2 separate regions of the Homo sapiens genome follow, and region 2 is linked to region 1. A link is an interaction called in ENCODE POLR2A ChIA-PET data of the cell type or tissue named here. Cell type or tissue: GM12878. All regions are shown on one strand. Each heading gives the region's core, and the rest is flanking DNA. Links, peaks and the distances in the headings are about the cores only.

Region 1 (16,136 bases), core at 5,067-10,066:
AGTTTATAAGCATTAAAATGCATAAAAATCCTTATTTTCCCATAACCCCACCAACTCTGTGTATTATCGGTTATTAAATGGTTGCAAACATAACACATTAAATATGAACATCATATCTCAATTTAATTCAAATTTTAACATTATTAACAAGGTTTAGAATATTCTTATTTGTTCATTGATAATCAATTATCTGACTTTTTTCTCCCAAATCACCTGCTTATATGTTTTGTGCAGATTCCCATTGGGTTATTGTCTTTACTTCATTGATTTTTAAAAACTGTTTACATATCACTGAAATTGTAATAGATAGATAGATAGATAGATAGATAGATAGATAGATAGATAGACAGATGGATAATAGATAGATAGATAATCACAGGGTTCTTTCCTTGATTTGTTATTTATTCTTTAAGTTATTTACAGTGTTTTTCACCATACTGAAGTTTCGGAATTTTATATTATAAAATACGTTAATCGTTTTCTTTATGATTTCTGATCTCTATGTCATATCTAAAAGACCTTCGTTACCTAAGTATAATAAAGTATTGCTTTTAAGGCTGGGCACAGTGGCTCATGCCTGTAATCCCAGCACTTTGGGAGGCAGAGGCAGGTGGATCACATGAGGTCAGGAGTTCGAGACCAGCCTGGCCAATACAGTGAAACCCCATCTCGACTAAAAACACAAAAAATTAGCCGGGCATGGTGGTGCATGCCTGTAGTCCCAGCTACTTGGGAGGTTGAGGCAGGAGAATCGCTTGAACCCAGGAGACGAAGTTTGCAGTGAGACAAGATTGTTCCACAGCACTCCAGCCTGGGTGACAGAGCGAGACTCTAGTCACAAAAAAAAAAAAAAAAGAAAAGAAATGAAAAAGAAAGTATTGATTTTAGTATTTTAATTGTTCTTGTGTTTAAATCTTTAGTTCAATGGAATTTATTTTTGTATTTGATACAAAGAGATATTTAACTTTGTAGTTTCAAAGAGAAATTCAATTGTCCTAATGTCATTCATTATAAAATACATTCCTGCTCCACAGATGTCCAGTGCAGTCTTTCTTTTCATATCTTAATGGACCCTCTTTACTGTTTTTTTATTTATTTGTTCATTATGTACTAACGCCATAATGTTTTAATTATATTACAGAATTTCTTAATATTTAGTAAGTTAAGTCTGTACACAATAAAATCCCTTTCAAAACAACTTTGAATAATAATCTTATACATATGATCTTTCAGATAATTTTTAAAAATCCTGGCAAGTTTCCTTCTACTGACTTCTCACCGAAACAATGTCAGGGTTATGATGGGAGTTTCAGAAGACTAATACATGAATTTGAGAAAGATAATATCCTGACTACTACATTTATTCATGAAATATGAAATATACTACATTTATTCAGCCTTATATCTTTTCAGGCAACTGTGACTGCTGAACCTCATGAAAAATTATACATTTGTCATTAAATTTATTGTGAGACTTTTCACAGTTGTTGATATCATTGAGATTTTTTAAACTAATGTTAACTATCTACTGCTGACATAAATAAACTACTTCTATGTATTCATTTTGCTTCCAAATACTTTTGTGAGTTCTAGTATTACTTTGAATACTATTTTGTTTAGATCTATTTAATTTGTAGGCATGTGGTCATTTTTGCTGCTTATATAATAATAATTTTATATTTTCTAATGCAGATGCCATTTATATATTGTCTGATTGCATTAACTAGAAAGAATCTTCAGAACAGTGTGAAAAAGTTGACAAGAGCGGCCGGGTGCAGTGACTCATGCCTGTAATTCCAGCACTTTGGGAGGCTGAGAGGGATAGATCACTTGAGGTCTGGAGTTCGAAACCAGCCTAGCCGTAATAGCAAAACCCTATCTCTACTACAAATACAAAAATTAGCCAGGCATGGTGGTGGGTACCTGTAATCCCAGCTACTAGGGAGGCTGAGACACAAGAATCACTTGAACCTGGGGTATGGAGGTTGCAGTGAGCCAAGATTATCCCACTGCACTCTAGCCTGGGCAACGGAGTGAGACTCCACCTCAAAAAAAAAAAAAAAAAAAAGAACAAAAAAAAAAAAGAAAAAGAAAAAGATGAAGAGAGCATCCGATCCTTCTTCTCTGAATTTAATATGATAGTTGTTGTTTATGTCTAAAAGTACTATTTTTTATACTTAGGAATTTTTTATCTTTTCCTATTTGTTTTTGAGCTTCCATCAATATTGGCTAAATTGATAGATGTGCTAATGTAGTATGCTTTCATTCCTTGAATATATACCATTTGATCATGCTCTATTTGTCAAAATAATTTAAAGCATCCTTGCTTTCATAGAATAAATTCCACTTAAGGAGGAAGTATTTCTTTATACAATTTTAATGTACATGCCATTCAAGATGTCTGCACCTATAGTCATTCTACATGTACTGAGGGAATCGGTCAGCATACAACTTCTCAGTCTTCCTCCCTCCCGCACCCCTATTTTTTGGAGTTTCACTCTATGCATCCTCAGCAAGGCCTCTAGTAAACCCTATACAGGTTTTGCAGCTTTTGTTTCTATGCAGGTCTTTCATTTCTAGAACTATGCTTTGCAATTTCTGGCCATGTCTACATTCCCACCTCCAACCTACATCTTCACAACTCATCAAGTCTTTGAGTAAGTTTCCTCTACCTTTGCCTATGTCTGAAAATCACTTCAAGCATTCAGCCAAGAAGATCTTAGGGCTTACCTCATTCATTCCCTTCTCTCAGGGATCATGGTGTGCACTGCCTGTTGCCGAATATCTAAAAATAGTTGTTCCATATATTTTGTCCAGTTTCACTGCAGAAAGTTAAGTCTGGTTCTTGTTACTCTTCCAAAGATGAAAACAGAATTCCTAGTACTCTTTTTATAACAGATACTTAACATTCTTTTTTGTTTCTGCAGTACTAAATTCTTTGTTTAGCTTTTGTTTTTTGTCATCTCTTGATGCAACTCATGTAATTTTGACTTTCTTACAAAGTTCATCTAGATTCCATCGTCTCAAGTTTTAAACTTTTAAATAATACTCCCTTCCATTAACAGCATTGCCAGATTTAGCAAATAACAATATGGGAAATTTAGTTAAACTTGAATTTCAGATAAAAATGAATAATAATTTGTATAATAATTATACACAAGGTAACGATTTTATATACTTACACTAAAAAAGAATTTATTGTTTATCTGAAATTTTTTTTTTTTTTTTTTGAGACAGAAACTCTACTCTCGCCCAGGCTGGAGTGCAGCGGCATGATCTTGGCTCACTGCAACCCTCCATCTCCCAGTTTCAAGCGATTCTCCTGCTGTAGCAGGACAAGCCGCAGACAAAACTCCTCAGACACTGAGTTAAAGAAGGAAGAGGTTTATTCGGCCGGGAGCACCGGCAGGACTCCTGTCTCAAAAGCCGAGCTCCCCGAGTGAGCAATTCCTGTCCCTTTTAAGGGTTCACAACTCTAAGGGGGTCCGCTTGAGAGGTTCATGATCAATTGAGCAAGCAGGGGGTACGTGACAGGGGCTGCATGCACCAGTGGTCAGAGTGAAACAAAACAGACCGGGAAGTTTTACAATGTCTTTCTATAATCTATAGATAATATCAGTTGCTAGGTCAGAGGTCGAATTTTAACTACCAGGCTTAGGTCAGGCAGGCCCAGGCCTGGTTTCAGGTCTGGTTCCTTGGTTTCAGGTCTGGTTCCTGGGCGCTGGGCTACCTGCCTTTAGTTTTGCTTCTCTTTCCTTCTCTGAGTATAAAACAAAATGAGAGGGTCTGTCTCTCTTCTCTCATTTCCCCTTTGAGACTCTCACTTTTTATTAGCGGGAGTTCTCACTCTTATTTCTGCTACTTATGTCTTTCTGTGCAATAGATTGATAATGATTCATATAGTACACTTGTGCTGATATATAATACAAAGTGACACTGAGAGACTGGGCTATATGCTTGGCTAATTGCAAAAACAAATTTCTTGTTTTTCCTGGAATTTCTGGTACTGGCACATTCAGTTCATCATAGAAGGTTTGAAATACTGGCTCAGGAGAGCGTTTGTAAACTTTTCTTCAAACTATGATATTTATTTGAAGATCCAGTCCAGCTCCATCAATTTCTAGGGTTACACATTCCTCTTTTTTTAGCGAGGATTAAGGGGGTTGGTTATTACTAGTTCTAAGGGGTTACACTGGCTACTGGTACAGGAAGGGCCACTTTTCCTTTGCTGAAGGTGGACAGGAGTTTTTCATTTTTTTCATCTAAGTAGCCTAAATGACACAAGACCAGTATCTACATTTATTTTTACACAGTCTTAATTTATGATAAATGTACTTATTTTCTGTCATATAACCTCTTTCTTAATTAAGAGAACCTCATCCTATTTTTAACTTATTATTAATAATAAGAGAGCACAGGCATCGAATTTTAAGGTGACTCATTTGGGCACCTTTTTGTTTGTCTATTTTGGCTAACACTTTACTTGTATCCTTTATGAGCCTCCACCAGTCCTCAGTCCTTAATCTTATTTTAAAAACTGTGGTCATGGGAGGCTCAGATGGGTCATAACACACATCAGGTTGGTCATTTCCTGGGCTACATACCTTGTATAGAATAACATTATACAAACAAGTTTTTTTTTAGAGTTTCAGCACACTTATAATAACCATAAAATAATAGGACCATAGCAACCTTTCGTGCCACTTTAGTGACTTGATTTATATACTGGGAACAGCCTTCAGTCTGAGGAAGGTCAGTTGAAGTCCTTACTGTACAAGTCTAAAAGTTAAGGAAAATGAGTCCTGCGATGAGTTTTTTCATGCTTGGGCTGTGCGTGGACCAGTCAGCTTCCGGGTGTGACTGGAGCCGGGCTTGTCATCTTTAGAGTCACTTTGCAAGGGTTGGCGAAGCTGTTCCTGTCCATGTACAGCTCACAGTCTACTGATGTTCAAGGATGGTCTCAGAGGTTGGGCCTGCTAGAATAAACTGAGTCCAATATCTCTAAACAGTTATGTACAACTGGGCTGGGTGATACCGGGAGCAAGGTGGTGGGGTTTAGGGTGTTGCAAACTTCAATGGTTATGCAGGGATTTTTATAGAACAAGCTTTGGTATCTAGTAGCATTCGTTAGCTAATGATGTCCTTTGGTATTTATTAAAGTCACCACAGCATGGGGGGACTTTATGTTTCAGTTTTGCCTAAGAGTTAGCTTATCTGCTTCTTGTGCTAACAGGGCCATTGCTGCCAGGGCCTTTAGACATGGGGGCCAGCCTTTGGAAACCTTGTCTAGCTGTTTTGAGAGATAGGCCACTGGCCTTGGCCAGGGCCCTACAGTCTGGGTTAAAACTCCAACTGCCATTTTTTTTTTTTCCTTTTTTCAACACATACTGTGTAAAAAGTTTTGTCAGATCAGCTAGCCCTAGGGCTGGGGCCAACCTGAGTTTTTCTTTTAACTCATGAAAAGCTTGTTGCTGTTGGTTGTAATAGATGTAGTTTATTTAATCTACATTTTTATTAACTGTCACCTACTGAAATATTGACTTAAATCTTGTAGCTATTTGATTTCAAGCTTTAAATTGATCTGGTATTCCTTGCAGGCCTCCAATTGCATCTAAATAGATGTAAGAGTTGAAAGACCTATAAGGGGCTTCTCTCGCTTTACGATGTTTTATATTTTCTCCTTCTGGTTGATGAAATGCCAGGGTGAAAGGGATAGCCAAATGGACTAAAGCACAAGTCCCACTCTAGTTATTCAGCAGAGTGCGTAGTAAAGGTCCACCATAATACCACCACACATCCGCTCAGGGATGAACAGGGGCCTCATCGCATCCTTTCAGGTCTCCAAGGAATGCTGTTTCCTCCCTGTTGTGAGAGACACGAAGTGAACTTAGTGTTGGGAGATGGAAGCTGGATGGCCCTCGGGGGCTGACCTGCAGGGTGCCGGACTTCAGGATATAGCAGAGAGAGCTTGGCATGAATTATTACTCCAGGCTGTAAAATCCTGGAAAAGGGCTACCATGAAGCCTACGCCTGGTCGACTGGAGGACCACCTTAGTGGAAGAGGGACAATCTGGGCCTCTGGCCTGCCATGTGTACAAGCATAACAATTGCTTTTATTTAACGTGCAGATGGAATATTTGATCCATTTTAACCAGGCATTTGCATCTTGGTATCTTGTCTTAATTGCTAAAGTTTGTCTTAAGTCTTTAACTTCTATGATCTTTTAGAAAAATGAATGTATGATTTTAGGAAATTACAAAAACCAGTTGGGGCAGTCCATCCTTGTTCTTTAGTGGTCCACAGAATGTTGGACCAACTATGGCATGAAAGCTCTGCCTCAGGGGGCAAGACTCCTGGTTGGCACTGGGGCCTTTATTGAAATCTCCCTGGATTAAATGGCCTTAGTTTACTAATGCCCAGTCTGAGGAGAGTCAGGAGGGACAGAAGTACTTTTCTGAAGTAGACAGCTGTCTTTGACTTGGCAAGTCCTCACAGGCTATAACAAGGCAAGCATTAAATGCAACAGTTTGAGGCGAAATTGACTTGGTTATGTTAATAACTAGATGGTCAGCAATAGAGCGCGAAAAGAAGAACGAGTAATAGAATAGATGAAAATAGTTAGATTTTTCTTAGCTTTAGTTTGGTAGAGTTTTCCTCTGGGACTACGGCCTACGAGTCTGGAGGGGGTGGCACTTTCTTGACTCGGATGTGAAGAGTCCATCCTTTTTTGCTGTACGAACAGCAGTCTTGGTGGTTAGCAGCGCAAGGTAGGGTCCTTCCCAGGCTGACTGGAGTTTTTCTTCTTTCCACCTTTCGATGAGAACGTGATCTTCAGGCTGCTGCTGGTTTACCGGAAATTCTAAGGGTAGTACATGTGCTAAAAGACTTTTAGTTTTGAGGGAAAGGAAAGTGGAAGGTAAACCAAGTATATAATTTCTAAGAAATCGACCTTTTGTTTTGAATGTGGGGACCTTGGCAGTGGACTTTATAGTCCTTAGTGCCTTTTTACTGAGAAATTTCCTTTAGCACCTATTTTTATTAGCCTTTAGACCAAAGAGAGCTAAAAACCATTTTATATTTAATAATGCTTTTTGTATGATTTTTATACCAGATAAGCTAAATTTTATCTTTATATTAGTGTGTTATTAATGTTAAACTTAATTTTAATAAAATCTTGTAGACATATTTATCTAATTTTTAATGTTTGACTATAAGGTAAGATGTTTTAGACTCTTTTTAACCATTTATAATTTTTGTTAAAGAACAGGTTGGTGCTTTAAGAAAAACCTGTTATGCTTTTATTTAATGTCCGGTTTACAGAAAAACTGGATGATACTTCTTTAACTTTAGCTAATATGTTTACACACAGAATTTACACACAATTAATGTTTTAAAACTTCCTTAAACCTTTAAAACAAAATACACATATTTTTAACCTTTTAATGTAGGTAAAAATCCACATTCTTATGCCTCCTTATAATCCTTTTACCAAATATATACTTTACTTTCCTTATACACCTTGCACATAAACTGTCTCTTCAATAGTTTTACATTTAGGAGGCCTAATTACTTTTAAATTATACATTTCTTGCATAAATTCTTTCTTTTTAACACACTTTTTTTTATAACTTTTTCTTTTCACGACTTTTACAGGCAATTTTTCGACATGCCTTAACTTTCTGACTTATTACAAACATTTCTTTCTTTAAACAACCAGTTAATATATTTCAGGACAATAATTTACCATATAACATTCTTTTTATATAAATTCCACCCTCCCTTTTTTTTTTTTTTCCAAAGATGATAACTATTCTTTTCTCCTCAGACACCGAGTTAAAGAAGGAAGAGGTTTATCGGCCGGTAGCATCGGCAGGACTCCTGTCTCAAGAGCCGAGCTCCCCAGGTGAGCAATTCCTGTCCCTTTTAAGGGCTCACAACTCTAAGGGAGTCCGCATGAGGAGGTCATGATCAATTGAGCAAGCAGGGGGTATGTGACAGGGGCTGCATGCACCGGTGGTCAGAGTGAAACAGTTCTGTTTCAGAAACTGTTTCAGAAAAGTTCCCAGAACAGACTGGGAAGTTTTACAATGTCTTTCTATAATCTATAGATAACATCAGTTGCTAGGTCAGGGGTCGAATTTTAACTACTAGGCTTAGGTCAGGCAGGCCCAGGCCTGGTTTCAGGTCTGATTCCTTGGTTTCGGGTCTGAATCCTAGGCACCTTTAGTTTTGCTTCTCTTTCCTTTTCTGAGTATAAAACAATATAAAACAATATGAGAAGGTCTGTCTCTCTTCTCTCACTGCCTCATCCTCCTGAGTAGCTGGGATTACAGGCATGCACCACCACGCCCGGCTAATTTTTTGTATTTTTAGTAGAGACAGTTTCACCACTTTGGCCAGGCTGGTTTCAAATACCTGACCTCAGGTGATGTGCCTGCCTCGGCCTCCCAGAGTGCTGGGATTACAGGCGTGAGCCACTGCGCCCAGCCTAAAATTTAAATTTTACTAGGCGTATAGTATTTTATCTGGCAAGCCTATCCATTAAGTATTTTTGTTTAAAAAAAAAAAAACAGTTTTGGTTTTATTGATAAGTCCAGTGTTCTTTAAAGTCTCTTTGATAGGTTTTTAAATATATATATAGTAATTTCCATCTTTTATTTATTTCTCGCTTTCACCTGCAATTTATTTTGTTCTTTTTTCTAAGTTTCCTAGGTTGTTCCCTGAACTAAGTCTCTGATTCATTTTATTAAAATAGAAAGGTTAAAGTCATGAAGCTTACTCTGACTGGGGCTCTATTCGCATTATGGAGATTTCTCAATGAAGAGGGCTCATTTACATTAATTGCTAAAGCATTTGTAATCTCCGTTGTTTTTGTTCGTTTGTTTCCTCTCGATTCAAGAGTCATTTAGAAGAGGTTTTTTTATTTGAAGTAGATTTTTATTATTTTGTTTACTGTAGAAATTCAATATTTTGGTTTTTTGGTAGGAGAATATGTTGTACAAGTGTTCTACTTTGGGGAAATAATATTAAAGCTTTTTGTAGGCCAAGTATGTAATTAAATCTTGTATATGCTTTATAAACATGAGGGGAAAATATATATTTTGTGTTTATTGAGGTCAAATAGAGAAATACAACAAAGTCAGTTAATTCCATTATTTAAATCCTTCAAGCTCATACTTGTTACTGGCCCAGTTTACCTTGAACAAGATGCTGACAAATAGAAATCACGCTACACTTGTGTTCAAGAGCTGCAAATGCAATAAGTTTTGTGCTCCATGATTTATGAAGCATTTTTAAACATGACTGAATTTCTATGAAAAAGTGTCCTTTTACAGGGATTTATTACATAATATATCACCGTAGGCCAATTAGACCCTGTTCAAAGGATAGAAAAGGCCAAAAACATGAATGAGATTATGTAGGTAAAATGTCTCATACAATTCACCAAAGCCACACTTGCCCAGTGTTCCATATGAAAATCACAGTGCATGCCGGGTGCAGTGGCTCATGCCTGTCATCCCAGCACTTTGAGAGGCCGAAGCAGGCAGATCACCTGAGGTCAGGAGTTTGAGACCAGCCTGGCCAACATGGTGAAACCCATCTCTACTAAAAACATGAAAATTAGTCGGGCATGATGGTGCATGCCTGTAAATCCCAGCTTCTCGGGAGGCTGAGGCAGGAGAATTACTTGAACCCAGGAGGCAGTGGTTGCAGTGAGCTGAGATCTTGCCATTGCACTCCAGCCTGGGCAACAAGAGTGAAACTTCATCTCAAAAAAAAAAAAAACAAAAAAACAAAAAAACAAAACAAAAAGAAAAGCACAGTGCTCATTGTTTTCATTCATGGATTGCTTGAGGGATATAGAGAAAGCTAAGAGAGATTCTGTAAGATTTTAAGTTAGCTTCCAAACTCAAAGTCTGGGCAGGCAAAAATCAGAATTTTACCCTTCCCTAACAAATTGGGGGCTGGGTAGGGGAGCAGAAACTGGAGGTTAGATGTGACTAATACATATTAGTCAAACACAAAGCAAAAGGAAGAATTAGGTCACAGCCATGTATAATTATGAAAACTTGCAAATGAACTTGTTTTTGGTTTTCAGAGCTTTTCAATGGATAGTTCCTGAAATGCTGGGCCATGCAGAGACATCACAATTGTAAAAACACAAGGAGGCTAGGACTCTCGACCATACACTGATGTTGCTTATTCTCTCTTTTCCAAGTTTCTTGGAAAAACCAGAGCTACTGTGCATTTCTAACCTTCAACTAGTTGACAATAATGGGATTCAAGTATTTTTCAGGAGTAGGTATATTGCACAGTGATTAAAGCAAAGCTAAGGAACTAGACATCCTAGGTTTACATTATAGCTTTGATACTTCCTAGACAAATTACATAAAGCTTCTCTCTAAAGCTCCATTTCTCAATTTTAAAATGGGAATGATGATGATAATGCCTACCTCTAAGAATTATAGGAAATTATTCTTACAAAACATTCTCCACAAACCTGACACTCAATAAATATTACCCAGTGTTAAAGAACGTATTGTATCGGGGCTGGGTGCAGTGGCTCACGCCTGTAATCCCAGCACTTTGGGAGGCCAGGTTGGGCGGATCACGAGGTCAGGAAATTGAGATCATCCTGGCTAACACGGTGAAACCCCATCTCTACTAAAAATACAAAAAATTAGCCGAGCATGGTGGCGGGCGCCTTTTGTCCCAGCTACTCGGGAGGCTGAGGCAGGAGAATGGCATGAACCCGGGAGGCAGAGCTTGCAGTGAGCCGAGATCGCGCCACTGCACTCCAGCCTGGGCGACAGAGCGAGACTCCTTGGTTTTGTTTTGTTTTTGAGACTGAGACTCACTCTGTTTCCCAAGCTGAAGTGCAGTGGTACAATCTTGGTTCACTGCAACCTCCACCCACTGGGTTCAAGCGATTCTCCTTCCTCAGCCTCCCGAATAGCTGGGACTTCAGGCGTGTGCCACCATACCTGACTAATTTATGTATTCTTAATAGAGATAGGGTTTCACCATGTTGGCCAGGCTGGTCTCGAACTCCTGACCTCAGGTGATCCGCTGAACTCGGCCTCCCAAAGTGCTGGGATGACAGGCATGAGCCACCATGCCTGGCCTGTATCATATCTTGGTCTAGCAGAATCTGTGAGTAGAAATGCTTTTCACATGGTTTGTTTAAGACTCTTCAACATCCTGGTTCTTGAGCTGTTCAGGAATAATCCCATCCATGTCTTTCACTATTGGCAACCTAAAACTCATTTTCTAATTATTGCAATTGTATATCTTCTCAGAAAATTGAAAGGGCTTCATCTGAACCATTGATCAAGTCAACTCAATGATTTCAGGTATATAGCACAAATCCCCAAAAAGGCTGCTCTCCAGAAATCTCCCTCCAACTGACCCAAGAAGGAAGACATTTGGTAACCCACCCTAACATAATAAGCTCTGTAATTAGATTGCAGATTCTCTGAGAACCAAGGTCCTATATCTTTTTTTCCATGTTGTTTCCACAAGCTGGAACAATGCCTGGCCCATGTTACATGTACAATAAATTTTTTTTTTTTTTTTTTTTTTTTTTGAGACGGAGTCTCGCTCTGTCACCCAGGCTGGAGTGCAGTGGCACAGTCTCGGCTCACTGCAAGCTCCGCCTCCCGGGTTCACGCCATTCTCCTGCCTCAGCCTCTCCGAGTAGCTGGGACTACAGGCGCCCGCCACCACGCCCGGCTAATTTTTTTTTTTTTATTTTTAGTAGAGATGGGGTTTCACCGTGGTCTCGATCTCCTGACCTCGTGATCCACCCGCCTCGGCCTCCCAAAGTGCTGGGATTACAAGCGTGAGCCACCGCGCCCGGCCTACAATAAATATTTTTAAACACATTATGGAAAAGATATTGATAGCAAAATTAAAGGAAGTATTTTTTTAAAAATCTTCAAAGTTTCCAAAGGTATAAAATTGTAGTATACCAAAAGCCAGCCCAGCAAATGCAAAGGGGAACATTAGGTCTGATTTTCAGAAATTGTGATGGGTTTAAAATGGAAACAAACATGGCTGGAGAGGCAGTTTGGCAAATGAAAGGCTCATGAGGTTGGCAGTCAGAATGCTTAGGTTTCAGACTTAGCTGAGCTGCTAGGCAAGCCACTTACTCTTTATAAGCCTCAGCCTAGTTTTTAAAGTAGCAGTTGCCATGCTCATGCCACAAAAAAAGTTCAAATGAGACAAAGCATTAAAAAGGCTTTAAAACCTAGAAGGTTCTCCACAATACACACTACTGTTCAAAAATGTGAAGTACAAGAATTATGTTTGTTACACCAAGCACATAAGGAATAAGCTTAGTCATAAAGGGAAAATTGCAAGAAATATAAATATTTAGCAACACTATTTTCTAAAAAGAAGAAATCCAAAAACTATGTCTAGATAGTCGATGTTCACTGTGTAGTTTGGTTTTTTGTTTTTTTGTTTTTTGAGACGGAGTCTCACTCTGTCGCCCAGGCTGGAGTGCAGTGGTGCGATCTTGGCTCACTGCAAGCTCTGCCTCCCGGGTTCATGCCATTCTCCTGCCTCAGCTTCCCGAGTAGCTGGGACAAAAGGCACCCGCCACTGCGCCCAGCTAATTTTTTGTGTTTTTAGTAGAGATGGGGTTTCACCGCGTTAGCCAGGATGGTCTCGATCTCCTGACCTCCTGATCTGCCCGCCTCAGCCTCCCAAAGTCCTGGGATTACAGGCATGAGCCACTGCGCCTGGCCCATTGTGTAGTTTTTAAAAAGAACATCTAATCATATATGCTGTATTTACTGCTGAGAAAAGCCATTTTGCATTTTATATACTTTTTTCTTTTTCTTTTTTCTTTTTTTTTTTTTTTTTTGAGATGGAGTCTTGCTCTGTCACCCAGGCTGGAGTGCAGTGGCGCGATCTCGGCTCACTGCAACCTCTGCCTCCTGGGTTCAAGCGATTCTCCTGCCTCAGCCTCTGGAGTACCTGGAATTACAGGCACACGCCACCACGCCCAATTTTTGTATTTTTAGTAGACATGGGGTTTCACCATATTGGTCAGGCTGGTCTCAAACTCCTGACCTCGTGATCTGCCTGCCTCAGCCTCCCAAAGTGCTGAGATTGCAGGCATGAGCCACCGTGCCTGGCTTCTTTTCATTTTTATGCAAAATTAAACTTATTAATTGTCTTCATTTATGGAACAAAAACAGCATCTGCTGCTTACACTGTTCTTTTCCTATCTTATCAACAGAGCCAAGAAAATCTATGAAATATGCTGATGGAAGGATTTAAGAATCTCAGAAAACACATCTATTATTCTAAGCACAAACATAAAAGATTGCAGAAGTAAACAGAAAGAAAAAGGCTATACCAAAAAAAAAAAAAAAAAGAAAGAAAGAAAAAGAGGAACACACACTAGTGTGCACAAACATGCAAATTCCTTCTAGTATCTCTCTGAAAAAGCAACTAGGAAAGAATTTTCGTAAACTTTCACAGTTGTTCAAACTGATGAGATGGTTAGCCAATGACACAATTGCTTTGTAAAAGAGTTAGGATAATACTAAAATGCTAGCTGAAAGTGCTTTCTTTCCCTGGTTGTTTTGATGGAATATTTGTTATAGTGATCCTGCTACTTAGAAAATCTTTAGTTTTATTGGTTACTATTGTGAAAATAAACATGGACAAAGTGAGTAAATGTTTATACCAGGGTATAGAATCTCTTGGACATGAATTTCTAAATGTTTTGTACTTTTATACATGCACAAACATGGCCATTAAGAAAACACAAGATCCGTGGTTTATGCTTTAGAAAATAATGTTTCTGAGAGGGGTAAATTGTTATTTTCTTAATTTCATACAGTAAAGGCTTTATATATCATTTTCTTTTGGCTAGTGTCCATTGTAGTTCATCAAACTTTCCTAATTCTGTTTATCTTAAAAATCTGTATTTTGTTTCCTTTCATTATCTTTTCTGAAATTATCATCTTCTCCCTTTCTACTGTATCAGTTCTATCAGCATACAAACATTTTCTTATTTCTCCCATTAAAAAAAGTGCAGACTCCATGAACTCTTCCAGCTATTGCCTTATTTCTCTGCCTTCCTTTATATCAAAACTTCATTAAATAATTGTCTATGCTTAGAGTCTCCATTTCCTCAACTCACATTCTCTCCTCCACTCACTCTTATAACGATCTGGTCCTCACTGTTCCACAAAAAGCACTCATAGATATCACCAGTGATCTCCACCTTTTCAAAACCATGCTCAATTTTCAGGCTCATTTTACTCACCCTTTCCTCAACATTTGACACAGTTGCTTCCTCCCTTATACATCAAATATTTTCTTTTTTTTTGAAATGGAGTCTCGCTCTGTCGCCCAGGCTGGAGTGCAGTGGCGCAATCTCTGCTCACTGCAAGCTCCGCCTCCCGGGTTCATGCCATTCTCCTGCCTCAGCCTCCCAAGAAGATGGGACTACAGGCACCCGCCACCACGCCTGGCTAATTTTTTGTATTTTTAATAGAGATGGGGTTTCACCGTGTTAGCCAGGATGGTCTCGATCTCCTGACCTCGTGATCCACCCACCCCAGCCTCCCAAAGTGCTGGGATTACAGGCGTGAGCCACCGCGCCCGGCCCAAATATTTTCTTTACTTAACTACCGGGATAACACTCCTTGTTTTCTTCCAATTTGAAGGGCCGCTATATTTCAGTCCCCTTTGCTGGCATTTCCTCCACCTCCAAATATCTAAATGTTGAAGTGTCCCAAGTTTCAGTCTTTAGGCTCTTCTCCTCTTTTTTTTTTTTTTTTTTTTTGAGACGGAGTCTTGCTCTGTCGCCCAGGCTGGAGTGCAGTGGCGCAATCTTGGCTCAGTGCAAGCTCCGCCTCCCGGGTTCACGCCATTCTCCTGCCTCACCCTCCCAAGTAGCTGGGACTACAGGCGCCCGCCACCACGCCCGGCTAATTTTTTGTATTTTTTAGTAGAGGCGGGGTTTCACCGTGTTAGCCAGGATGGTCTCGATCTCCTGACCACGTGATCCGCCCGCCTCGGCCTCCCAAAGTGCTGGGATTACAGTTTTGAGCCACCGGGTCCGGCCTTCTCCTCTTTTCTATGTTTACTCACCCATAAGTCTTTTTATCCACTTCATGACTTGATGTAAATCCTAAATGACTCCCACATTTATATCTTAGCCCTCGCCTCTCCTACACTGCAGACACTGATGTGTAACTACCTACTCAAGATTTCCATTTTGACATCTAATAGGTATCCCAAACCTAACATTTTCAAAGGAAACCTCTTTAGTGTACCCTCCCGCACCAGAACTTCTCGTTCCCCTGCTTTCCCACATTAGTAAATGAGAGTCCCAGTTACTCACTTGCCCAGGTACTGCATTGTGTGCTGCAGTGAGTTAGGCTATTCTCCTCTATATCTTTTTTTCTACATTCAAGTTAAACATAAAAAGAACCACCCCCCACATTTTTTTTCCCCCGAGACGGAGTTTTGCTCCTGTTGCCCAGGCTGGAGTACAATGGCTCCATCTCTGCTCACTGCAACCTCCACCTCCTGGGTTCAAGCAATTCTCCTGCCTCAGCCTCCCGAGTAGCTGGGATTACAGGCGCACACCACCACACCCGGCTATTTTTTGCATTTTTAGTAGAGATGGGTCTCACCATTTTGGTCAGGCTGGTCTTGAACTCCTGACCTCAGGTGATCCACCCGCCCCAGCCTCCCAAAGTGCTGGCATTACAGTCAGGAGCCACCGCGCCTGGCGAAAAACCCGTTTTGATAGAATCCCCTGCCCAATCTGATTGTGAGGTACCCATATTTGTAGATATTCTGCAATATCAGAATATTCTGCCGTTTAAAAAACTGACCTAAGGTTGACCTTACCATTTTAATTGATATGAAAATTGTTTTATGTATTTCAGTTGTCATAATAGTTTACGTACACCCTTAGGTGAAAAAAGGGTGTGTGTGTGTGTGTGTGTGTGTGTAAAATAAATTGTGGTACATTTATACAATATAATACTACTAACAATGTAAATGCACAGATGTTACTATATCCAAAACTTGGATGAATCACAAACATAATTTTAAGCAAAGTTTTTAAAACAGGCAAAGTTAATAATTTATGGTTTTGG
Region 2 (16,136 bases), core at 6,653-11,652, 53 kb after region 1:
TCTTCTCTTCTTCTCTCCTTCTTGTTGCCTGCAACATGGCAAGCAAGGGGCATGTTTTATCCCTGTTCGTGTTACAGCTCTTTCAGCCCTGCCATTCAGCAGGTTCCAAGTTCTTGTCCCATGTCCAGGAAGAATGAGGTATGCGGACAAGTGGAGGGTGAGCAAGGTGAAGAGGTGCTTTATTGAGTGACAGAACAGCTCAGAGGACACCACAGTGGGTAGCTCCTCTCTTCAGGCAGGCTGTCCCATTGTTTGCCTGAGTCTGGCTGAGTCTGGGGTTTTTATGGTCTTCAGAGGAGAGAAAGTGAATATTGATTGGTTTGTGGGTGGCCATAGGCAGGTCTGGAAAAAGCACTGTAAGTTCTCACTCTAGTCTGTGGAACTGGCAGCCCAGCCCCCAGGCCTCAGGCCATGCCTGGCCTGAAGCAGGGGTTTCACTTGGAACCCACTGCTTTCTGCCCAGAAGCCTGTCTGCCTTCTGCTGCCATTAACCTGCTGTCTACAGTGCCCACAATGCCCAGGCTATTTGCACCAAGAGGTGCCTACGGACCCATGCCAAGCTGCCCTTAGTCCCTCTCCCAAGCCTCCCTCCAGTGTTTGTTGGTGTCCAAAGTCTGGAGGGTGCTGAGGCAACAGGGGCTTGGTATGTCAGGGCTGTCCCAAGTGTGTACATACCTGGCCGGATAGTGACAGCACCCGAGCTCAATCACAACTTTGCTCTGAAATTGGAACAGGCACCCAGACCAGGGACAGGACAGGCAGCGGGACAGGCCAGTCAGCAAGAGAAGGCATTTCCGAGCCTATGAGGACAGGGAGACTTCTCAGGCCCCCAAGAGTGCAGAAATGCCCAGGTCTGCAGCCAGGGCTGAGTGGCTCCAGCTGCACCTAGAAGGGCGGGGCTCCCACCCCTCCAACTTGGAAGAAAGAGGGGCTTTTGCCTGTCTCAGGCTCCTGCTTGCTCCATGGAGCACACTGCCCCAGGCACACCTCCCCACTGCAGCCAGTGTCATGCCAGCGGCCTCTCCAGACCAGCTACCACTGCCATCAGTGATGCCTACCTCCTAGGGTTGTTGGCGTGATTCAAGGAAAGGATGTAGGTGAAGTGCCCTGCACAATGCCTGCCATATGGAATCTGTTCATTCCCTGTGAGAGGGCCTATTATATGCCAGCTTTATTCAGAACAGTGAATATGTTCCTGCCCTCAAATTCTATGAAGGTGCATATAACTAATGTTATTTGCTATAGGGCCATTTCAGGAAACAAAACAAAGCCACTGAAATGGTGAGAGTCATGGAATGACTCTCAGAACAACCCAGAACCAGCCTAGTAGAGGAGCTGCCAACTCAGAGCCACAACTAGAACCACAGCAGTCTAGTCTGAGGTCCCTGCTGCAGCTGGAGGTCAGAGAATGGACATGAGGTGCTTTTTTCAGGAATTAGAGACCAGATCAACATGTGACTACCACCACCACTGCTTCTGGACTGCCCCTTGACAATCAGGAAGACTGGCAGCTGACACATGAAACCCACAATCTTGTTGGCCAGTGAAGATAGCCAGAATACAAAAGAAGCCCCTGTCTTTCTTCTTCTAAATCTCTTCAGAGAACTTCTATTGGTGGAATCTAATTTATATCCAAAATCTTAGCTTCAAAGGAGCTTGGGAAATGTAGTTTCTTGGTCAGCAACCATGTGCCAACCCCAAAGTCTATTATTATGAAAGAAGAGAATAGAATTTTGGAAATAACTAAATGTCTATCCTTGTCAATACAGGATGGGAGGAGAAGGCATCTGAGGGCAGGGAACTATATTAGCAAAGACCCAGGGTAAAGAAAGGGGTGTCAGCAAGAGCAACTGGCTAACTGCAGTGGAGAAACATAAGAGAGACTCAGCAAAGAAAGCTAGAAACCAGATACCTGACATTATCTCACTGGTAAAGTAGAAATCATATCTGGCTTTCTGTACTTTCTTTCTTTAGAGTAGTGAAAATTTATGGTTCTCACTTAAATGTTCTTCTTCCCTAGGAGCCCCCAAATCCTGTTTATAGTCCCATTAATTTGTCACTATTAACTGGAGCATCATTAACCAGGTCTGGAAAGAACCAGAAGTCCCTTCCCCAAAGACCAGCTCTACTTGGACCTGGTTCCCACAAAGCTTTACTGGTTATCCACTTAAGTTCAATTAATGCATGAAGGAGTTGTTAATATTTATCTGCCACTAGGTTTCCTGAGTTTTTCTTTTAAAATGTCATTTGTTAATAATAATAATAATAATAGGTTTATTTATTCTTGGCTCAAGGTTTGCTCTTTGAACCAAGAATTTGCTTAGAGTTGAGTATTGAGTGGAAGGAAAGAAAGCAGCCAGCAGGTGACAATTATATGTTTACAAGGAAAGTGATATTTCACATCTCAAAGTGCAGCCCCCGATAGCTGAAGCCATTTTTCTTTGTTCATGCCAATAGTGCAGGGAAGGGCTCTAGTTATGTACTGGTGAAAATGGGGTGGCAGAAGCAAGCAATAGAAGATAGTGTTGTTTTCATTTTGCACTAATGTCCCTAGACAGAAGCATACATTTCTCATATTCACTTTCTCAAGGCTCTTGTTGTCCTAGTTTCCTGTTAAAAATCAAGCTAGTGATGGCAGACTTGTGCGATCCCATGAGAATACTGAAAGCAGTGTATTACAGTACCAGGCAGGAGAGTGGGGCTGAACAATAAGTATAACAGGAAAGTATTAACCCCAAATGAAATAGATAGTAAACTGCAAGCCATCACCATTGCAGAGCCCAGGCTACAGCTATGAAATGAAGACATGAGCATCATTGATGGAGCTTCACATGCAAGCAAAATTGTAGAGTCTGAGGACAAATAGGGAGGAAATGAAAAGGTTGAGAAAACTCAGTTTTGTCCCTGCCAGCTCTCTCAGGGAATTCACCGTGCCTCTAACTTAAATCAAGTTGTGGCTACCAGACACAAGCTTAACTTGGAGGCTGAATGAACAATTTTAAGCAAAGCTGTTTGAACAAGGAATGCTGAATCCGTTAAACAGATAAATATGTTTGAAGTCTTTGATTTTTTTTTGCATACTTCTATGTGCATTATCAACTATAACATCTAATAATAACTTCCTTCTTTATCTCGGCAGGAGGCGGCAAAGAAGAGAATGTCTTTCAAAAACATACAAGATAAACTTTAGGGTCACTGCTTAAGGGCTTATGGCTGGACTGTCTTAACCCTTCAATGAATCCAAGAGGTAGCAGGCAAGAGAAAGACCAGCAAGCAGATAAACATACAAGGGTGAAAATGAGTAATTTTTCAGTGGGAACTTGAACATGTATCAGCAGAGGAAGTATACTGGAATATTTCCAAATCATCATAGAGTGTGTCTCTAAAGATGTAGATATACAGCCATAGATACATATTTCCTGCCCACATTAAACTTTGTACTAGAGAAGGCAAGCCTTTACTTGCAAAGAGAGGTTGGTTTGAAATTCTCCATAAAGGCATTAATTCCAAGAGAAAAAAAAATTACCTTCCTCACATGCTCCTGCCTGGAACAAATGGCAAACCTTTTGGAGAGGGGAGATATCTTAATTATCTGCTGTATACAAACCTCAAAATTATCAGCCTAAATATTTTCAACAGAAAAGATGGGTTTATTTATGCACACTTGACTGAAGTCAAGAAGTAGGAAACTGCAAGATAATTTAAAGCAAACAAAATACTTTTGCCTTCAGACCTATATGGATAAAATCGTAAAACTCTACTGAAGGACGTAAAAGAAGACTTTGATGAAGAGACATATCACCTTGCTATCTAGGAAGACCCAGTTTTGTAAAAACTGTCGATTCTTTCCAAATTAATCTATAAATCTAGTGCAATATCAGGTAAAATCTCAACAGTTCCTTTTACGGAGCTGACAAGCTGGGTCTCCAGATTTCTGTAGAAAACACACAAGAAGAGTAAAGAATATATACTATAAAGCTATCCTGATTAAAACAGTGCATAATTAAGACAGGAAAAGTCAGCCAGAACGATGGACTAGAATAACTTACCAAATACCTGCTATATGTATGCATGTGTGCGAGTGTGTCTGCATGTGTGTAAGTTTATTTCAAATTAGTGAGTAATGAATGATAAATGTATAAATACAATTGTTTACCCATTTAGAAAATATGAGTTTAAACCCCAAAATAGATTTCAAATAGATTTTTAAAACCCAAATAAATATTATCATAAAAGCATTATTAGGAGACACAAAAATCTCAAAGAGGAATAAATTGACAAAACTGTGCAAAACAAACTCTCGATGGAAAAAAAAACATAAACAGAATTCAAAGACAAAAAATAAACCAAAAAAAAATATGTGGCACATATAACAAAAAAAAGGAATAATAGCCAGCCACAATATATAAATAGACAAATAGATCCTGTGAATCAATAAGAAAAAAAAAATAGCATTATAGTCAAAAAAGCAAAAGGTTTTAAAGACACCTCTCTTATTCCTCACATAAAATTCATTGCCATGTTCTTGAATCTCCAACTCCACCACCCCGACGCTAGTTCATGCTGCCATCATCTCTCTTCCCCTTCACCCATTATAGCCTTCAACTGGATTCCCTTGCGTGCATTTTGCCCCTCTCCATCAGTCCTCCACACTGAAACTTAATGAAACACATATTACTTCCATCCTTCAGTCACTGCTTTCCCTTACTCTTAAGGTTGAGAACCATGTTCCCAGCAGAATCACAAGGCTCTTTGAGGTGTTGCTTTCTATCCACCACTCTGGGCTTGTCTTCTAATGTGACAAACGTATTCTCTGGATGTTAGCCTTTCTTTCTCAAATGCACAGGCTCTCTCCTCTCAGAAAACCTTTAATCAAGCAGCTTCGTCTGCCTGGAAAGCTCAGCTGCTCTAGATCCCTTCTTTCCCCTCATCCTCATCTTTTTCTAGGTACTATCTGTCCTCTGACTCTTCCTTGAAATCCACACCCAGTATAATAACTTTCTCAGAAAAATCTCCCTTGACATCCCCGATGAAGTCTCTTTCCCCTAATATAAGGTCTTATACTGTGTGCCCCTCCTTCGTAGCAGTTGCCACATTTGTGATACTATATTCAGTTTTAAGATTCTTTAATTCATATCTCTATCCTGTGGTAGGCTGGTAGGCACCACGGGTAAAAGGACCATGTCTGTTTTGCTCACTATGGTTTTCTATTGCATGTTCATAGTAGGTGTTCCATAAATATTGTTGAATAAATGAATTTTTACTAAAATATATTTGCATTTATTTGTACCTGTTTTCTACACTCATATGTCAAATAAAAAGTACTGTAAATATAGACACTAAATTTTAGCAGTTTTTCACTGGGGATTTGGGGTAATTTTTACTTTATTTGAATTATTAATAGTGAGTACCCATTACATTGATAGGCTAAAAAAAATAAAGCTATTTCCATTTGGAAAAAAAAATACTCAAAAATGAAAATTAAAACCCTATAGCTATCTAGTAGCTGTAAAAAATTTAAAAATATAATAGACTTGGGAGAATTATGATTTTATTTTCTTTCATTTTTTACTTTATGTCAGATGGCCAAACAACCACTGCTTAGAAAACTGTGTTATCTGTAACGCATTATTTTCTGGTCACATAACAGCTGACTAACATAGCTTAATTTCGAGATCACTTAAGTTTTTCACCGTCATTTTGTGATGTTGTTTTTTAACTATTGTTATCATTAGTCTTTTTTTTTTAATTGGGTAAAGTGCATTTTAATTGCTTGCTGCAAATACCACCCACTTACCTGGAAAAGAAACGGTCGTCATTTCTGTTTTGAAAAGGCGGCCTACTTTAGATTCCTAATTAGCAATAATGTTAATAAGAAAACTGGAATAAAGAGAGTGAAAGAGGCAATTAAAAGTGTAACAGAGAGAAACTATACTAAACAGATTAGGGAAGGTACTTCGGAAAAGCAGAGGTAGCCCTGATTTTGGGGTGATTGCTGGGCTTCCCACAAGTGATGTTTCTTAATAATTACCATAGTGGAGCCAGAAAAGAAGTTAATTGCTGTGATTATGTCATCTTTTCACCTTTGCACAATTACTCATAGGAAATACAAGATAGTTGTGAGCTATCCTTTATGAATCCATCTCTACACTAACCCAGGAAGGAAATGGAGTTGCGATGAATAAAAGTTGTTAAAACAAGAACTTTAAGCTTTAGATTTTGCCTTCATCGCTTGCAGGATTTCATTCTCCTTGAAACAAAAACTTTCTAGCAACTGGAACCACATTTTAACAAAATTAAATTTATGAACCAATTTTAAACCTTGGAGACCCTTACAAATCCAGACATTTGCTCCGACTGTTATAGCTATTATGAAATTATTACAAATCTCACCTTAAAATTAATAAGTGACACTCCATGAGCATAATTACATTGTTCATCTTTCCATAATCCTTAATTCCTCTGTGTGTTATAACATGTGATCAGTCCTTCACATAACCCAGCTGCTTCAGATAATTGCTTGCTGTCCTACTGAGAAAAACTTCTAATAAATGATGCAAGAACCAAAAATAGTGCAACCCTTTCTCATTGCTACAAAATCAGAAATGGTTTTACCTAGAATTTAATTCTATGATTCTTTCCCCCTACTGACAATGGTATTCGGTGGGTTGGGAAGAGGAAGGATTAGAATATTTCAATTAGAACCCCTGCAGCTCTTTAGGAATACTACCAGAATTTTGCCACTAATTGACGAAATAGATAACACGTGTCTTTGCTTCAGCAGCTCTTATTTCCTTAATAAACATTTTTTTCAGCAACTTTAAGAAATGTTTCCCTTTGAAATACAACATCACATAATGGGCCCCATCTGGAATGGCAACTTTGCACACAAGCTAAGAAATTAGAAAAACAAAAACTCATTTTTTTGTCTTTGTCTAGGGTGAATAATTGCAATTAGCTACTGCAATATCTATATATGTTACTATGTTTAAAAAAAAAAAATGAACAAAGCTTTTCAGTGACTAGGCGCCCAAAATCATAAAAAGGCTGATATCCAAGAAAAAAATCTGGTGAATTTTATTTATTCAAACTGTGTTTTGGTTTTTATTCAGTTCTATATTACCTTCATTTCTGAGAGCTGGGCTTTTTTTTTTTTTTTTAACATTCATTTAGAATAACATCAGAATCTTCTAATCTCCTTCTTCAAATTTGAAAAAATACCAAAAAATAAGAGTTTTTCTTTAAGTCAAAAAACATGAAGAAGTTCATGGGGAAAAAGTGGCCACTGTATCCTAGTGTAGGGGTAAATGAAGACTGAAGGAAGTAGAATTCAAGAGCTCGGGACAGGACAATGTTAAACTGCAATTGCTGAATCTTTTTATTCACTAACACTTTCTGAGGTCTGTACTCAAAGAAACATTGAGAATTACATGCATAAATTAAACAAGATTCTGTAATTGGAGAAAACCAAAGCCTTGTAAAGAAAAGTTAGGGACCAAAGATTTGGAAATCAATATATGATGAGGTGAACATTATATTGAAAACCACACTGAGGTGGGGTTTCTAGTCATGTGTGGAAACCAGCCCCATGATTTAAATTATGTCAGTGGGATAAAAGACTAGGTGGGTTCATTGAAATTCTGCATTCCGGCTTTGGCAAGTATTTATGGTTAGGATTGTGTTAGTTGCCACATTAACAATTTTGTGTTTGCCTTGCTCTCTCTCTGCCATCAACAGTACAATCAGTGGGATCAACCCTGAAGAGCTCTGTTTCAGTCTGAGGCAGTCAGTTCACCCCTTTCCTTTAGTTCTATTTTATGACATGATTCTAAATCAACAGTTTTCACCCCTGTTTCGAGAGGGTTTTCCCCCCAGAAATTAAGGAAAGGTATGTTACATAGCAAATGAAAAAGAGAGAAGGCTGATTCTAATTAAAAGCGGAACATGAAATTGACTTGAAAGCATTAGGTTATGAATTTTCCCTATCATTATATCTTAAGTCCTTTATGAACCCAATCATCATCTATGATAGCTAAAATAAGAAGTCTTCTTATTCCTTCCAGCTTTTCTATAGTCTTAGGGATTGCTGCCGGCTGAAATGTAAATCCTACTATGATGGCTGTACATAGAAATAGAAAGTGTCTTCCAAGATAAAACAATGAGTGCTAAACACAACGAGCATAAAAAGAAAACTATTGGTATTTTCAGAACTCAAAGGACTATATGCCTTTTGAAGATACACTTTGGACACAAAAAAATCACTACAACAGAAATATCTGCTATTCCATCTACCTCTGTAAACATATGTTTTGAGCCTATGGATGCTGCTTATTTCATTAAATCACTATGAATCTGGGATTAAAATCATCATGCTATTACATTGCAATGCCTTTTTCTAAAGCACAATATTCCCCATAAGTGTTTACTTTCATTCTTTTTTCTAGTCCTCTATCCTATTCCCCTTTCTATGGCAATTATCCACGACAATAAGAATTGCCTAATGGTGTCATTTTGTAATCCAGGAACACAGGTGCTCATATGAAAGTTTCACAATAAACTTTGGGAGATGAGATCAGAGACTCAAACGTACTACTCTCTCACTGAACAACAGCTGTAAGAAATAATGCAACAACTCCCCTGCAGACGGAAAGGCTTAACAAGTAGAAATTCCTACATTTGTGTGTGGTTGGTATCCTCCCAGCACTTTTTTTAGCAAACAGACTTCACAGCCCAAAATAATATCCCTGTCTCCCAGACAAATGGTAGATCCCAAGAGATTCCTTTGGAGCACAAACCCTGCTCAGAGTGACAGGCAAAGTCATTGAAACTAAAGTCCCCCAATTAAGAGAGGTGATCCCAAGTAAAAGTAATGTTTCAGAATTCATCTTTCAGGAAAGGTAAAGCTAGAATCTCTGTAATTAACATTTTGCAAATGTTTCCTTGGAAAAGGGAAAGAAAATAGATAAACAGTCTACAAATTTTCATAACAATAAAAGGGTAAAGTTCTGATGTTGACCCACCCACCACATAAACAACTGACAAAAAGGCACTATTAGCAAGCTCCTCTCAGAGCTGATTAAAGGGACTCCACACTTTTCCTAAAATCTCCATGTTATGACACACTCTCTGGCAAACCCTGGACCCTGTTATTACTCTCCTCAGTTCAGCAACACTCAGAAGCCTCGGTCCCCAGGGATGTTGTCATGTTTCACAAAGGCCGCATTGTGTCTCTAATGCCGACTCTCTCCGCGGTTCATTTTGCATGCTCTGCATGCGCATGTTTGATTTTCAGAACATGACTCATGCCTTTTAAGTTACTCCACAGACTTACAAATGGAGGAAAGGAGTGATGGGTTGGCTGATTGGAAGTGAAAGAAGGTGTCCTTTCCCTGGACAGTCTGACTTTTTAAAGAATGCATTAAGTGACTTCCTGGCTCACCAGGATCAATGTGACGTGACATTTGAGAAGGGACAGGAATAGTGGGTGTTCCCCTTACATTATTTTTACACAGTTCATCTTTTTTTTTTTTTTTTTTTTTTTTTTACTGACAGGAATAAACCCGTCTCCCCTCCTTCTCTCAGCAGAATAACAGAGCAACATAGAGCTCAGCTAGATTTTCAAAACGATTGTGTTTAAACCTCAAGATTTCAGTGAGTGATCCATTTAAAGTTACTGTTAAACAGTATTGAATATGATTTTGTAATCTGTGTTCAGCCCTGATGGGCTGCAGGATTTGGGTAATATGTAATTATTTCACACTTGTGGAAGGAGGCAAAGACAATTTATTGTCTAGATTCACTTGGGAAGCCTCCTTCAGTTTTTGAAAGAGCATCCGTGGAACAGAAGTAGCCCCACCCACCACTCAGGGATTGGGAGGGTTGTTCTGCTTGAGACAGGGAAAGAAAACCAGTTATTGGCTTCTAAAATGGGGATATGGGATGTGGGATTAGGAATGTGGGGCGTGGGGAGAAGTGAGGAGGAACAGGGAGAAGAGCAGGCGCTTGGAGAAAGGCTCTCAATACCCCCTGGAAAGGGGTGATCAACAGACATTTCAGCATGGATTGTACCTCCTGAACTGATCAGTGTTGCCACATAAACCTCACTGTTGCTGTGTAAATTCAATCCCACCTGCACATCCACTTAACTCCTATTCATTCCAGCAAAATCTACTAGTATATTTGGGACGGATTATGTTGATTGTTGAAATCAAAGCCTGAGCTTCTCTGTGTTGTCCATGTTAGGCAGCAGAGTCTGCTGCCTGTAAGAAATGGAAACCCAAGGACAGAAACCATAAAAGCTGGCATAACCACTAGACACCTGGGGAAACTGCAGAAATTTTGGAAAGACTTAGGGGTGCTATGCCTGCTGCAGAGTTGGGGCTTAAGATAATCTGACCCAGATCTATAGGCGCAGAGAAGTTGCCACTACATCTGGATTATATTTTTCCCCTCTGTCAACATTTACATGTTTCCTATGTGTATGTCTTACGTACCTGTGGATATGCAAATGTGTGTGTATATGTGTGAGAGAAACTTTGGGGTAGTATCTGGCCCCAAATAGCAGCTCACTGAACTTTTTCCATTCTTCTGTTTCTCTGACTAAGAGAGTGGCTAGTTTTAGACAAATCTGCTAAAACCTTGAGTGAAAACCCTGGGGCCTGCAGAGAGAATTTGTTCTGTCATTGACAGCTCAAACGATCCTGGGATGGAGCACTCTGACATCATTGTAATCATAATGCTCTTCGTTCTTTTATTATTTTGACTTATATTTTTATACTGTTCAAAAAAACTTTTACATCTATTATGTCATCTCATGCTAACGACACCCCCGTGAGGTGGAAGGAAAGGTTATTATTATAATTCAGCTACTCTCCTGTCAACAGAGCCATGACTGAAGCCCCAAGGCCCACAGCAGGGAAGGCAGCCTAGTGGCTTCATGGCTCTCCGGGAAAGGTCCTCCAAGGCTGACGCCATGACCAGGTTTCGCGGGTAGCCAAAGGAAAGAGTCACAAAAAGGGCCGCCTGCCCAGTTGGGCATATGCCAACAGTTCTGTCTGGCAGGAGTGGCATGGGACAGGGATGAGAACTGTTCTCCTTTCTTTCCTGTTTTGAGTCTATTACAGCACACAGGGTTTGAGGCATTAGAGGGGCTGGCATGAGTCTTTACCCTCTTCATCCAATCTGGGAGATGATAACGCAACAGGATAGGATGGGAAAGAACTATCCTCGTTTTTTGTTTAGAGCTCTTTCTTTGGCAAAGCAGCAAGAAAACAAAAATTTCTATGTTTGAAGAAAAAATGTTTTTTTTTAAATATTTTTTTCCTCCTCTAAGCCAGCGATGGCCAAGTTTATAGGTGCTAAATGGCCATAAAATGGCCAGGTAAGTCACTTTATCTTCTTCAATGATTTCTATGTTCATGGCACGAGGTAAAAATAAATATGTATAGTGATCAGCCAGGTATCTGGTACATAGAATAAGTTCATTAAATCTAATCTATTATTATAATTATATGCATAAGATATGCAACAGAGACATCAGTTGGCATGTCTCTTGAAAAGGCTACATGTGCCATATGGTACTTCAGATTCATAGGGATAGGTAGATAAGTTTTAAATAAGCAAGACAAGTGTCTGTTCCAGGCGCTGGAGTGAGCCAAGCTTGAATGGGGAGGCCAACACCTACAATAATACTATCAGCCTTTTGTGACCAATCACTGCAAACATACCTGCAATCAGAAGACCCCCTTTTCCAAAGCAGAAACTACCTTAACCTATTCTCATAAAATAGCTCATTAGAATGAGGGAAGCAGTGTTACTGAGTCTACCATGCCTATTGACATTTGTTTGATGATCTCCCTGATCACACACAATTCCAAAAGCAAGAGCTTAAAATGATTTTCAAATGTATCCAATTCACAGCCAAGCGAAAATGTTTCTGTACCAAGAATAATCTTACATTAAACTTTTTTTTTTCAGAAGCCTAAATTTAACCAGTTGGAATTCTTTTTTTAGGTGTTATTCTATTCAACCTTTAAAAATGAAGGATCTGATTTTAATGTGAAATCTGCATTTCATCAAAGATGGGACACAGTGTCCTTGCTTAATTATTCTTTGGAAATTGAACACCTTTACTACTGCATTCTTAGCAGGTAGCAACAACACAAATTGAAGAAAATGTGATTCAGGTTTGAAGCACTGAGTTCATTGATTTCAACCATATTGATAAGCATAGAGAATACACCTTGCATTGATACTGCTCACATGCTCAACTAGCAGATGGTGTAGTAGTCAATGATAATGTCACTAAATGCCTACACATATAAGGAGAATTTAGAGTGTGAATGAGGAAAATCATAACATTTCACAATTGTGTGACACTTTCTAAAGTCTTATCTATTATGCCATCTTATTCTTTTGTCATCCATGGGAGAGAGACAGCCAGGAGGCCTCAGGTAAGCAGACCATCCAGCTCACAGATGTTGAAGCCAAACTTGAATCTCACCTTTCCAAAGCACTGTTCTTTCTGTCATGCAGCTTCCTAATATATGCTGAGACTTTTTTAGATGGGGCAGGAGGTGCAGAAACTATACATAAGGAAACTCAGCTGGAGCCCTGATTATAATTTTAAGGCATCAGTGTGACCTGGGACAAGTGCCTTGAATATCCAGCACCTCCAGTTTTCAACTCAGAAGAGGGCATGTTAATTCTGTTTCTATCTACCTCAACAAGTTTTTAAGTATAGTAGCAGCTAATGAATATGAAGCTGTTTTTAAAAATAATAATTCTTTTCCAAATGTAGGTATGAAGATGATTTTTTTAAATAAGATATATCGCTAGTTAAAAGATGCACTTGTATTGAATGAATGTCCTAAATGCCTTTAAGATCCAATCTGCTACCGGCCATTTAGATGACTGCAGGAACTAATGGTAGACTATACATCTGTTGTTTGGGCTGCCTAACTTCCATTTCCCTTCTGATGTTAAAAGGTACCGTTTTGGCCAGGCACAGTGGCTCAAGCCTGTAATCCCAGCAATTTGGGAGGCCAAGGTGGGTGGATCACCTGAGGTCGGGAGTTCAAAACTAGCCTGAACAACATGGAGGAACCCCGTCTCTACTAAAAATACAAAATTAGCCAGGCATGGTGGTACATGCCTGTAATCCCAGCTACTTTCAGGAGGCTGAGGCAGGAGAATCACTTGAACCTAGAAGGCGGAGGTTGCAGTGAGCCAAGATTGCACCATTGCACTCCAGCCTGGGCAACAAGAGCAAAACTCCATCTCAAAAAAAAAAAAAAAAAAAAAAAAAGGTACAGTTTTTATTTTGGGAAATTTCTTCCACTGGATGCAGACCTGCAGGGAGCTTCATCAAGGGACCCACACTCCCTAGTCACACTTCATTGGAATGTGAGCTGTGAGCAGAATACGTGCAGCCCTAGAACAGCTGGAGATCATTTGCCTCCAGGATAGGACTTGGAAGAGACTTTTTCTGTCTCCTATATTCCTGGAGCTGCTCTGGTTCTCTTCTTGCCCAGGTCTAGTCCTTCATCCTTTTCTTTGATTCCATAAACTCTCCTACTACTTTGCAGTAAATCCCAAAAAAGCAGCCTCTTTTTGTTCCTGGTTTTTCCTTGAGTTGGCTACTGTTGGTCCCAGAGACATGCAAACAGAGCACCCTGACTATAAAATCAGCCTGGCAACACGAACAGATCTGTGCAGTCACAGGGAGGTAGACAGAGGAAATCACGGAAATCAAACCGTTTGATTACCTGTTAATCAACTGCACAAGAAAAGCCAGAATAGCCCAGGATAAATGAGCCAATAATAAGTATACAGCCACCATACTTAAAATTTCTCCCCTTTGCGGCCAGGCGCGGTGGCTCATGCCTGTAATCCCAGCACTTTGGGAGGCCGAGGCGGGTGGATCACAAGGTCAGGAAATCGAGACCATCCTGGCTAACACGGTGAAACCCCGTCTCTACTAAAAATACAAAAAATTAGCCGGGCATGGTGGCGGGCGCCTGTAGTCCCAGGTACTCGGGTGGCTGAGGCAGAAGAATGGCGTGAACCCGGGTGGCGGAGCTTGCAGTGAGCCGAGATTGTGCCAGTGCACTCCAGCCTGGGCAACAGAGCAAGACTCCTTCTCAAAAAAAAAAAAAAAAAAAAAAAAAAATTTCTCCCCTTTGGTTTGGTAAGTCAACAAAAGTTTAAACAATTAAAGGAAAAAATAAAAGCATGAGTGTTGTGACAACAAAAATTAGTTTTAAAAGTAAATTATAAAAATCATATATAGTCATGTGCCCATAACAATGTTTCAGTCAACAACAGACTCCATATATGATGCTGGTCCCATGAGATTATAACACCATATTTTTACTGTACCTCTTCTATGCCTCGATATGTTTAGATACACAAATACTTACCATTGTATTACAATTCTCTGAAGTATTCAGTACAGTAATAGTTTATATCCTAGGAGCAATAGGCATATACCATATAGCCTGGGTGTGTAATAGGCTATACCATCTACGTATGTAAGTACACTCTATGACAGGGTCCTCAGCTTCTGAGCTACAGACTGGCACTGGTCAATGGCCTGTTAGGAACAGGGTTGCACAACAGGAGGTGAGCAGCGGGTGAGTAAATAAAGCTTCATCTGTATTTACAGCCACTCCCTATCACTCGCATTACTGCGTGAGCTTCACCTCCTGTCAGATCAGTTGCAGCAATAGATTCTCGTAGGAACGCAAACCCTGTTGTGAACTGTGCATGTGAGGGGTCTAGGTTGCATGCTCCTTATGAGAATCTAACGCCTGATGATCTGAGATGGAGCTGAGGTGGTGATGCTAGTGCTGGGGAGTGGCTGCAAACACCAACTAACATTAGTAGAGAGGTTTGACTGTGCAGACACCATAATACGTCAATTGTTTGCAGACTCATATCAAAACCCTATCAGTGAGTGACAAGTGACAATTAAACTGCATCTGGTGCCAAGCTTTATAGTTGCAAGTGAGTTGATGTACTTCAATTGTACAGCTGCATCTAGTGGCAGGGTTTAAGTCAGAATCTGACACTTATTTTAGTCCACGCGTGGCCCACCCATTATTTTATTTGCCATTTCTGTTCATGCCTCTTTCTGCACTGTGCACTTGTCTCAGTCACAGTTTTGCTAAGTCCACAAGATAACCCTAGCCAAAATGAGTAAAAAGCAAATATCACTGGAGAGCTTCTTCCAAAAGGGGGAAACACCCAATGATGAGACAGCAGAAGACTCTAAGACTGCCAACAAAAAGAAAGCTGCACTTGACAATACCAAGAGTCCTCCTTAAAGTATGGGTTCATTGCAACAGGTGATTCACATTCTCCAAACCTGCTTTGTATAGCGTGTGGCAACCAGCTATTCAATGAAGCCATGAAACCTTCAAAACTGCTTCGCCACATAGAGACCAAGCACCCTGCATTAAAAGACAAGCCTGTGGAATTTTTCAAAAGAAAAAAAACTGTGAACACAAAGAACAGAAGCAATTATTGAAGGCCACCATTTCATCAAATGTGTCTCCACTGAAAGCATCATTCTTAGTGGCTAACCACATTGCTAAAGCTAAGAAGCCCTTTACTATTGGTGAAGAGTTGATCCTGCCCACTGCTAAGGACATTTGTTGTGAACTTTTAGGAGAGGCTGCGGTTCAAAATATGCCTTGTGTTCCTCATTCAGCTAGCACCATAACTGGATGAATTGATGAAAAAGCAGAGGATGTTGAAGCACAATTGTTAGAGAGGATTAATGAGTCACTGTGGTACACATTCCAGGTTGACAAGTCTAGCAATGTTGACAACAAGGCAACAATGCTTGTTTTCGTGCAATATATTTTTCAGGAGGATGTGCATGGGGGTATATTATGTGTGCTTTTGTTGCCAACTAACACCACAGCTGCAGAACTATTCAAGTCTTTGAATGATTACACATTAGGAAAATGGAATTGGTCATTCTGTGTCATTGTATGCATGGATGGAGCAGCTGCCATGACCAAACAGCTTTCAGGTTTCACTGCTTGGTTCAAAGAGGTTGCCTCTGAATATTAGTCTATGCACTGTGTCATCCATAGAAAAATGCTGGCTAGCCAAAAAATGTCACCTGA

What was found. Peaks named below come from ENCODE experiments on the same cell type or tissue, not always from the same donor. Only the 100,000 strongest peaks of a DNase experiment are listed, where the experiment ranks them.
Region 2: POLR2A ChIA-PET joins it to region 1 with 12 read pairs; 2 of 35 experiments call an interaction of 5 or more read pairs at or near these places.

What each region holds. Positions count from the first base shown.
Region 1 is chr5:116,696,836-116,712,971 of GRCh38, reverse strand. No RefSeq gene overlaps it. Among named protein-coding and RNA genes, the nearest start is that of LINC02214, 57 kb to the left of the region's middle. RefSeq lists enhancers at 8,165-8,264, 7,671-8,397. In GM12878, for the core only: no CTCF peak of the experiment used is centred there; DNase peaks (open chromatin) are centred at 8,061 and 10,061; H3K4me3 peaks cover 341 bases; H3K27ac peaks cover 811 bases.
Region 2 is chr5:116,645,598-116,661,733 of GRCh38, reverse strand. No RefSeq gene overlaps it. Among named protein-coding and RNA genes, the nearest start is that of SEMA6A, 79 kb to the right of the region's middle. RefSeq lists enhancers at 433-933, 9,123-9,172, 9,107-9,401 and a silencer at 9,107-9,401. In GM12878, for the core only: no CTCF peak of the experiment used is centred there; a DNase peak (open chromatin) is centred at 9,263.